Regions from separate parts of the Homo sapiens genome. Here region 1 is linked to region 2. The links are chromatin contacts, found by POLR2A ChIA-PET in ENCODE. All regions are on one chromosome and are shown on one strand. The core of a region is the stretch at or near the end of the contact, and the rest is flanking DNA. Distances in the headings are between cores, read along the strand shown.

Region 1 (3,524 bases), core at 430-2,929, 230 kb after region 2:
CCTCCCAGCTAGGACACATATTTTACCCATCAGTTCCTCCTCAACTCCATATTCTACACATTCTAGTTACTCCTGATTCCCTCTGAGAGCTTCACCGGGTCCTCCGTGGCTGTTAAGAAACAGGTGGACCCCACCAGGCAACTGGAGAAACTGCAAACTCTCCACTTACCGAGAGGCACAATCTGTCCCCTCTTTTCTTCCATAACTTCCCCATCTGTGAAATGGGAATAACAGCCCTGTCACAGCTACTTCACACAGTAAAAGTGCTGCATAAGGTGGAAAACGCTAAAATAAAAAGGCAGGGCATTGCTCTTGCTATTTTTAATACCTATCCCATAGTTTCATTTAACATAAAACTGCAAAATAGCTACCAAATATACCTTAAAAGCCCATCCCCAGCCTGGGAATAATAGCTGCATACAAACTTGTTCAGGTCCCTCAGTCCCTCCTTAAACCTATTGAACTAGAACCTCCAAGTGTCGAGACCAGGACCTGTATTTTTAAGGAGTTCCCAGGCAATGCTAATCATCAGCCGGGTTTCTGACCACGATTTGCTCCATTCTATGAACACTGGGCAGAATCTTTGCCTGGTTTGGAGGAAGAGATGTATGATGTATTTCCTATGCCTCTCAAACTTGACCAGTGGAGGTGAGTTACAGCTCAGGTGACTGACAATCCTTTTCTAAGGAATAGGAAGAACAATAATGCTTTCGAAGGGTTAAGATCTCACAGGAGGACCACCAGAGGGGAGAGGAGGGGTCCGCGGGAAGGAATGGAACTCACCTACGATGATACCACAGGCACTGACCAATCCGATCTCTTTCTTCAGGGCTACTCCGCCCCCTCCGGAACCAGCCTCGGGGCTGGCGTCCGACTCGCCCCCACCTGGGTGTTTCTTTTCGGTGTTGTTTCGGTGCCTGGCTCCTTCTTCCATCCTTCTCAGTAGGATTGCAACCTCAAAAGCTGCCTCCCTTTCTAAATGCGTATTCGTGTAAATATATTGGGAGAGAGCTTTGAATTAGAACGTCCTTTTCCGAAATAGGAACCACTGCTACTCTCTAAAAAAGGCAAGCAGATAAAAGAGAACACGAAAAATATTCCTACTCCGCATTCACACTTTCTGGTCACTCGCGTTTACAAACAAGAAAAGTGTTGCTAAAAAAAAAAAAAAAAAAAAAGGCCAGGGGAGACATACATTTAAATATAAAAATAGAACTGTGCCAGCGACTCCGGCTGGAATTCTGCTGAAAGGGATGTGTCTTCAGAAACCAGGATGGTTCTGCTCTGTGCACCAGGCAGTGGCTTATTCAGAAAGTGAGCCTGGATTTCCCTTCACCTCTCCCCCTAATAAAACAGGAGACTGCCTTTACCTCCCCTTAGTTTTTTCTTTTATGATGAAGACAAAAGTAGTTTTCATTAACGGTAGGAAAAAAGAGCAATCCTCAGGTACTTTCTTCTCTTCTAGAAAAACAAACTGTGAACCTGACGGTGTTGCTCTAGATCTGGTTTCCACCTGCTTTGGGTTTCTTTTCCCTTCCCCGTCTTCTGCTTCCGCCTTTCCCAGGTGTCCTCTTCTTTCTCGCTGGTCTTCGTGCCCTTGTTTTCCTCTTTTCGATCCCCGTTCTACTGCACAGCCGGCCCCATCCCTCTGGTTTCGGGAGAGTGGCTTCTCCACACACTAACGTGCTTCTCTTTAGCGAGGGGTTTTATTCGCCCGCCGAGGCTCCGCCCCTGCCTCCTCTGCTCCCCTCCATCCTCAGTCCCGTCTCCTCCCTCCTCTGCAATTTAAGTATTAGCACAAAGCCCCCAAACAGCACTGAGAAAATGGACTAAGTTATTTCTTTTTGCAATCGTCTCTCGCTTTCTCCATCTTTCTCCTTGCAACCAAGTGGAAGTAAACTCCTTCCACGTCAACTGTTCCGGGAGAGCTCATTAGCTAGTATAATGTTACAGGTCATACAGCATCTGTGAGCTTTATAAATCAGGGAACAGTTGTGCCGATACTTTTAATGCCATCAGAAATAAACTAGCCAATGTATTAAAAAATATTTAGGACTGGATCCTGTATTTGAGAATACAGGAGAGAACGTTGAAAGGACATCATCTTCGAGTTTCCTAAAAATAGGGGGAATCGACGGGTGGGGGAGGGAAATGGAAGGAATTAACAATGGGAAAAAGGTTCTTTTAGCGTAATTGTGAGCTACGAAGAGTACAGAGGAAACAAAATCGCCAGGCGCGGTGGCTCACGCCTGTAATCCCAGCGCTTTGGGAGGCTGACAGGGGAGGATCACGTGAGCCCAGGAGTCTGAGACCAGCCTGTGCAACAGAGCGAGACCCCGTCTACTAAAAATTTTAAAATTAGCCGGGTGCAGTGGTGCAGGCCTGTAGTCTTAGCTACTCAGGAGGCTGAGGCTGGAGGATTGCTTGAGCTCAGGAGGTCAAGGCTGCAGTGAGCTATGATGACGCCACTGCACTCCAGCCTGGGAGGTAGAGCAAGACCCTGTCTCAAAAACAAAACAAAACAAAAAGCCAGAAAAACCACATGCACATACAAAAAGATAAAAAACAAAATCACCAGGTAGCCTTGTTGTTCACAGCTCTTATTTAGGACTGGCTGAAACATGAAAAAAAATGACTCAAACCCTGATCCTGCAACTTCTAATATTTTTGCATTTATAAACTATTTGAAAAGCACACATGGGGAATTATCAGTATATCGCTGATCATGAAACATACTTGTTGATGTTAGAATAACTAGCTTATTACCATATCGAAATGATGCCTCCACTTTCTTGAAGAATTTCACTCAGAAACTGCTGCCTTAAGGTGAGAGCAACAATGTCTATTTATAATTGTAAATTATTTCGAAAAAACAGCATGAAGCAATATAGTGGACAACACTATAAGTCTAAAATAAAGTTATTTTTAGCCTTATTAAATATATTATGCAAAATTATTTAATTTTAAAGTGGGCCTAAAAAATTAAGTTCCCCCAAACTGACCCCTAACTACAAAAATTTGGCCTCACTTTCTGGAAAATGTTCCAAAAGATTTTGGGTTTTAAGGAAAATAAATACTTAATTCCTTAAAATGAGGTTTGTTGAGCTATCATAGCAAAAGCTTTTTCAAATGGGGTAAAGTCCAATCAGCAGTCATCTGCCCCCTTGATCACTCAGCAAGTATTAAGAGGTTTCAAAGGTTGGGAGGAACTTCCTCTCCTCCTTTTGCTAGTTCAAGACACAGCAAATTGAAAGACTCAGCAAAAAAAAAACAACAAACAACAACAAAAAAAACCAGACAAGGCAGGGAATATATAGCACGAAACTCCATGGGAGGGAATGAGTCATGGGAAATGAAAAAATGTCGAATTTGCCTCTAGCCTTTCCTGACAACCTTAGAAAGCACTGAGGAAAAATTTGATAGATTCATTTGTATACATTCAGATTTGAAGACTTCTGCTCCGATTTCAACATCACCATATAAAACAAATAATGTTTCTGCTTCTTAAACGTGAGTTCTTTCAG
Region 2 (3,549 bases), core at 795-3,294:
GGATAAGACCTCTCTGGATAAATCATCAAACCTTTTGCAAGTGGCTACTCTTACCTTGTTGAAGTATTTCCATCCCTTCTCCAGGTGAGCAGAAATCCCCGGATGCCATTTGATTTTCTTGGGATTCTAATCTGTGGAACCAAGAAGTGAAAGAAAACAAAAAGATGAATAAACAGCTGGCTGCTCCAAGGACACTACCTTATGTTCAAATTTCTGCTGTCCACAAGCTGGAAAGGAACCTCAAGGATGACTTTTACAGAGGGCCTATACCACACATCCTGGGTCCCAAGCTCTTACACAAGCTTTATGGACAAACAGATTTACAAGTGCCAAAACATGTCACATTCTAAGCACACATGTGTTTCCACTTGCTCCAAGCTGTCCAAAAGGAGCATCCTAAAAAGAGAACTTTCCAATTCACTGAGTCTAAACAAGAGGATTCTCCACCACCACCACCATTATGCCAAAGTTAAAACTGAGCTGCAGCTTCCCAGTTATGAGTGAACTGGGGGAAAAGGGAAAAAAATCAAAGTCTACTTTTTCCCCCCAAATAACTCAGCTATCAAATTCCATAATAGTTTTTTTGTGCTTCTTTTTTTGTCTAAGATCTGTTGGTAGTTTTTTTTTTTTTTATCATTAACTCTAGAATCATCCTTCAGGAATGACAAATCATTCCACACTTGAACAACTGGTTTTCACATAACAGCCTAAGAAAAGAGCACCTGGAGGAAACAGCGTGACAAGAAGACTGACAGTGAGGTCAGTGGCAAAAGAGTAATGCAAAGGTGTAATGTGGCTACAACGAGAACGTGAGCTGTGGGTGTTTTGCCAGAACATGGAGTGCGCTGAAAGGAATGACACCAACACAGGGGCAGTAAAGATGGGCACAGTTTGACCTCAGGAGACAAAAATTTTCCCTTGACATTACTTTTCATGTTTTTGCTCTGCCCCTCCTCTCTGCAAGGTATCAAACTCCAAAGGGCAACTGAGCCTCCCAAAGCTGAACAGGCATTGAAGGTTATTATGATTTAACGCTTCATGTTTATAGAACATTTGGTTTACTCGATCGTTTTATGAGTAACATCAAAGTAACTACTCATTTGTTTTCTAACATGGTCTAGAGGGGGACGCAGCTGAGGAGGCAGAATGCTGGGACTTAATTTGCAGCTCGGCCGGCCGTTGCTTCTGAGAACTTAAGGAAAATGCTTTTTTCTGTGCCAAACTTTTCCCACCTGCAAAACTGAGATAACGATTCCTGCCTTGGATGAGACATTAAGAATTAATAACACAATCGACTTGTCAACAAAAGCCACTACTTAGTTAAGTTCAGTGTTTTAACAATTCTGTTTATCGTTGATCTATGACTGCAAATAAAAAGTTTTGCAGGCAAATTTCGCACTTGGAAATGAAGACCAACCCAAATTCCAAAAAGCTAGCTGTTCGTCCCCCCCTAGGGTAAGTGTCCCCTTGCGTTTTTTAGGGTGCCTTTCTTTACCCTTCTTAAAGGTTACAGGGCGTGAACGGCAATCAGGCTCGATTCTCCACCCTCTGCACTCAGACGTGTTAAAACGCTGCTACAGGGACCCAAGCATTTAAATGTTCTGACTCAGGCGTCTTTTAAATTCTTAGAGCTGTCTTTACACGCTGCACTGAACGTTAAATTGATTTTACAGGTTATTTTCACAAGATATGACCCTTACAGGGCCCGAGATGAATCAAAATGCAGAACGGGCTCTCCGGCGCCTACTTCCCTTCTGTCTGGGCGGCCAAGGATTCCCAAGAGCGACGACGGTCTCCGGCCACTGGCCGGAATGACTCTCCCAGAGCTCCTCTTCCCCGAAGCTCCGCCCGCCGACCCTCTAAAGCAAACCTGCACACCCTGGGGCAGCTGAAGCTCTCAAGGCGGTGCCGAGAACCTCGGCTGGGGCGGGCTGGCCAGCAGCGTCTACACCCCAGAACCCGCCCGCGCCGGGGCTCCGGAACCTCTCGTTCGGGCCGGGCGCAGGGGCTGGGGGAAGCGAGGCCCGGAAAGACCAAGCTGAAAGGCCCGGGAAGGGGAAGGAGCCGAAAGTGCACTAGAGGCCGCGACGAAGGAGGTGGAGGCGGGGCCACACTCGAGGCGGGAACGGCAGGCCCCGCCCCTCGACGGGTGCGCGCTGGGTTCCCAACGCCCTGGGTTCGCATGCTCGGGTGGTGGAACCCGGACTGGGAAACAGGATGGTCTCGGAAAGGCTTTTTTGCCCCTTCTCATTAGTGCCTCCCCAGTGAAGGGCAGATGCTGAGAAAATGGTGGTAATTGCTAACATTTATTGAGGGCCTACGATGAGTCAGGCACTACGCCAAGCATTTTGCTTGCCTTGCCTCGTTTTTTTTTTGAGACGGAGTCTCGCTCTGTCGCCCAGGCTGGGGTGCAGTGGCGCAATATCGGCTCGCTGCAAGCTCCGCCTCCCGGGTTCAAGCAATTCTCTGCCTCAGCCTCACGAGTAGCTGGGATTACAGGTGCCCGCCACCACGCCCGGCTAATTGTTGTATTTTTAGTAGAGACGGGGTTTCACCGTGTTAGCCAGGATGATCTGGATCTCCTGACCTCGTGATCCACCCGCCTCGGCCTCCCAAAGTGCTGGGATTACAGGCGTGAGCTACCGCCCTCGGCCAGGCCTCGTTTAGTTCTTAAAGCGTCCTGTGAGAAAGTCACCATTATACTCATTTTACAGAGGGGGAGAACTGAGGCACAAAGGGTTAAGTTCGAGGTCGCCATTTGGGGGGTCTAAACCTGTCCCAATAGCTCTCGGAAGGAACCTTCCCAGACCTGCCACCCAAGCCGCGTCCTGCGAGTCTCCTCACTAAGGCCTGGCTCTGAGGCGCTGCCGCCCAGCCCAGCCCAGCCCAGCCCAGCCCATGCCGGGCACCATACAGTGCTTCCTCAGGGTCACCTTCCTCTCGAATTCCCACCACAGACTCCCTATTAGCGCGCATTCCTCATTCGCCTGTTTTGTTTGTTTGTTTGTTTGTTTTCTTGGGGGTACGGAGTTTCGCACTTGTTGCCCAGGCTGGAGCGCAGTGGCACGATCTCGGCTCACCGCAACCTCCACCTCCCAGGTTCAAGCGATTCTCCTGCCCTAGCCTCCTGAGTAGCTGGGATTACCCGCACGAGCCACCACGCCTGGCTAATTTTTATATTTTTAGTAGAGACAGAGTTTCACAATATTGGCCAGGATGGTCTCGCACTCCTGACCTCAAGCAATCTGCCCGGCCAAATATCTTTCACCTGTCTTAATCTTTTTTTTTTTTTTTTTCCAGACGGAGTCTTGCTCTGTTGCCAGGCTGGAGTGCAGTGGCGCGATCTCTGCAACCTTCACCTCCCGGGTTCAAGCGATTCTCCTGCCTCAGCCTCCTGAGTAGCTGGGACTACAGGCGGGCGCCACCACGCCCAGGTAATTTTTTTTGTATTTTTAGTAGAGACGGGGTTTCACCACGTTGGCCAGGATGGTCTCAGTCTCCTGACCTCGTGATCCGCCCGCCTCGGCCTCCCAAAGTGCTGGGATTACA

Evidence for each region. ChIA-PET counts read pairs that join two places held with the same protein, here RNA polymerase II (POLR2A).
Region 1: POLR2A ChIA-PET joins it to region 2 with 10 read pairs in OCI-LY7. The contact joins the promoter of SLC7A8 here to the promoter of HAUS4 in region 2. POLR2A ChIA-PET finds 5 or more read pairs at or near these places in 2 of 52 experiments (OCI-LY7 and naive thymus-derived CD8-positive, alpha-beta T cell).

The regions. Positions count from the first base shown.
Region 1 is chr14:23,181,981-23,185,504 of GRCh38, forward strand. It overlaps SLC7A8 (solute carrier family 7 member 8), which reads right to left and starts at 1,680. Exons shown (of 11, transcript NM_012244.4): 1 at 784-1,680. The coding sequence starts at 934. It also overlaps a transcript of RNF212B not described here.
Region 2 is chr14:22,955,046-22,958,594 of GRCh38, forward strand. HAUS4 (HAUS augmin like complex subunit 4) reads right to left here and starts at 2,045. Exons shown (of 10, transcript NM_001166269.2): 1 at 1,871-2,045; 2 at 55-131. The coding sequence starts at 109. MIR4707 (microRNA 4707) reads right to left here and starts at 1,984; the gene lies at 1,905-1,984. RefSeq lists enhancers at 1,737-1,866, 2,249-2,828, 2,829-3,407 and a silencer at 3,207-3,549.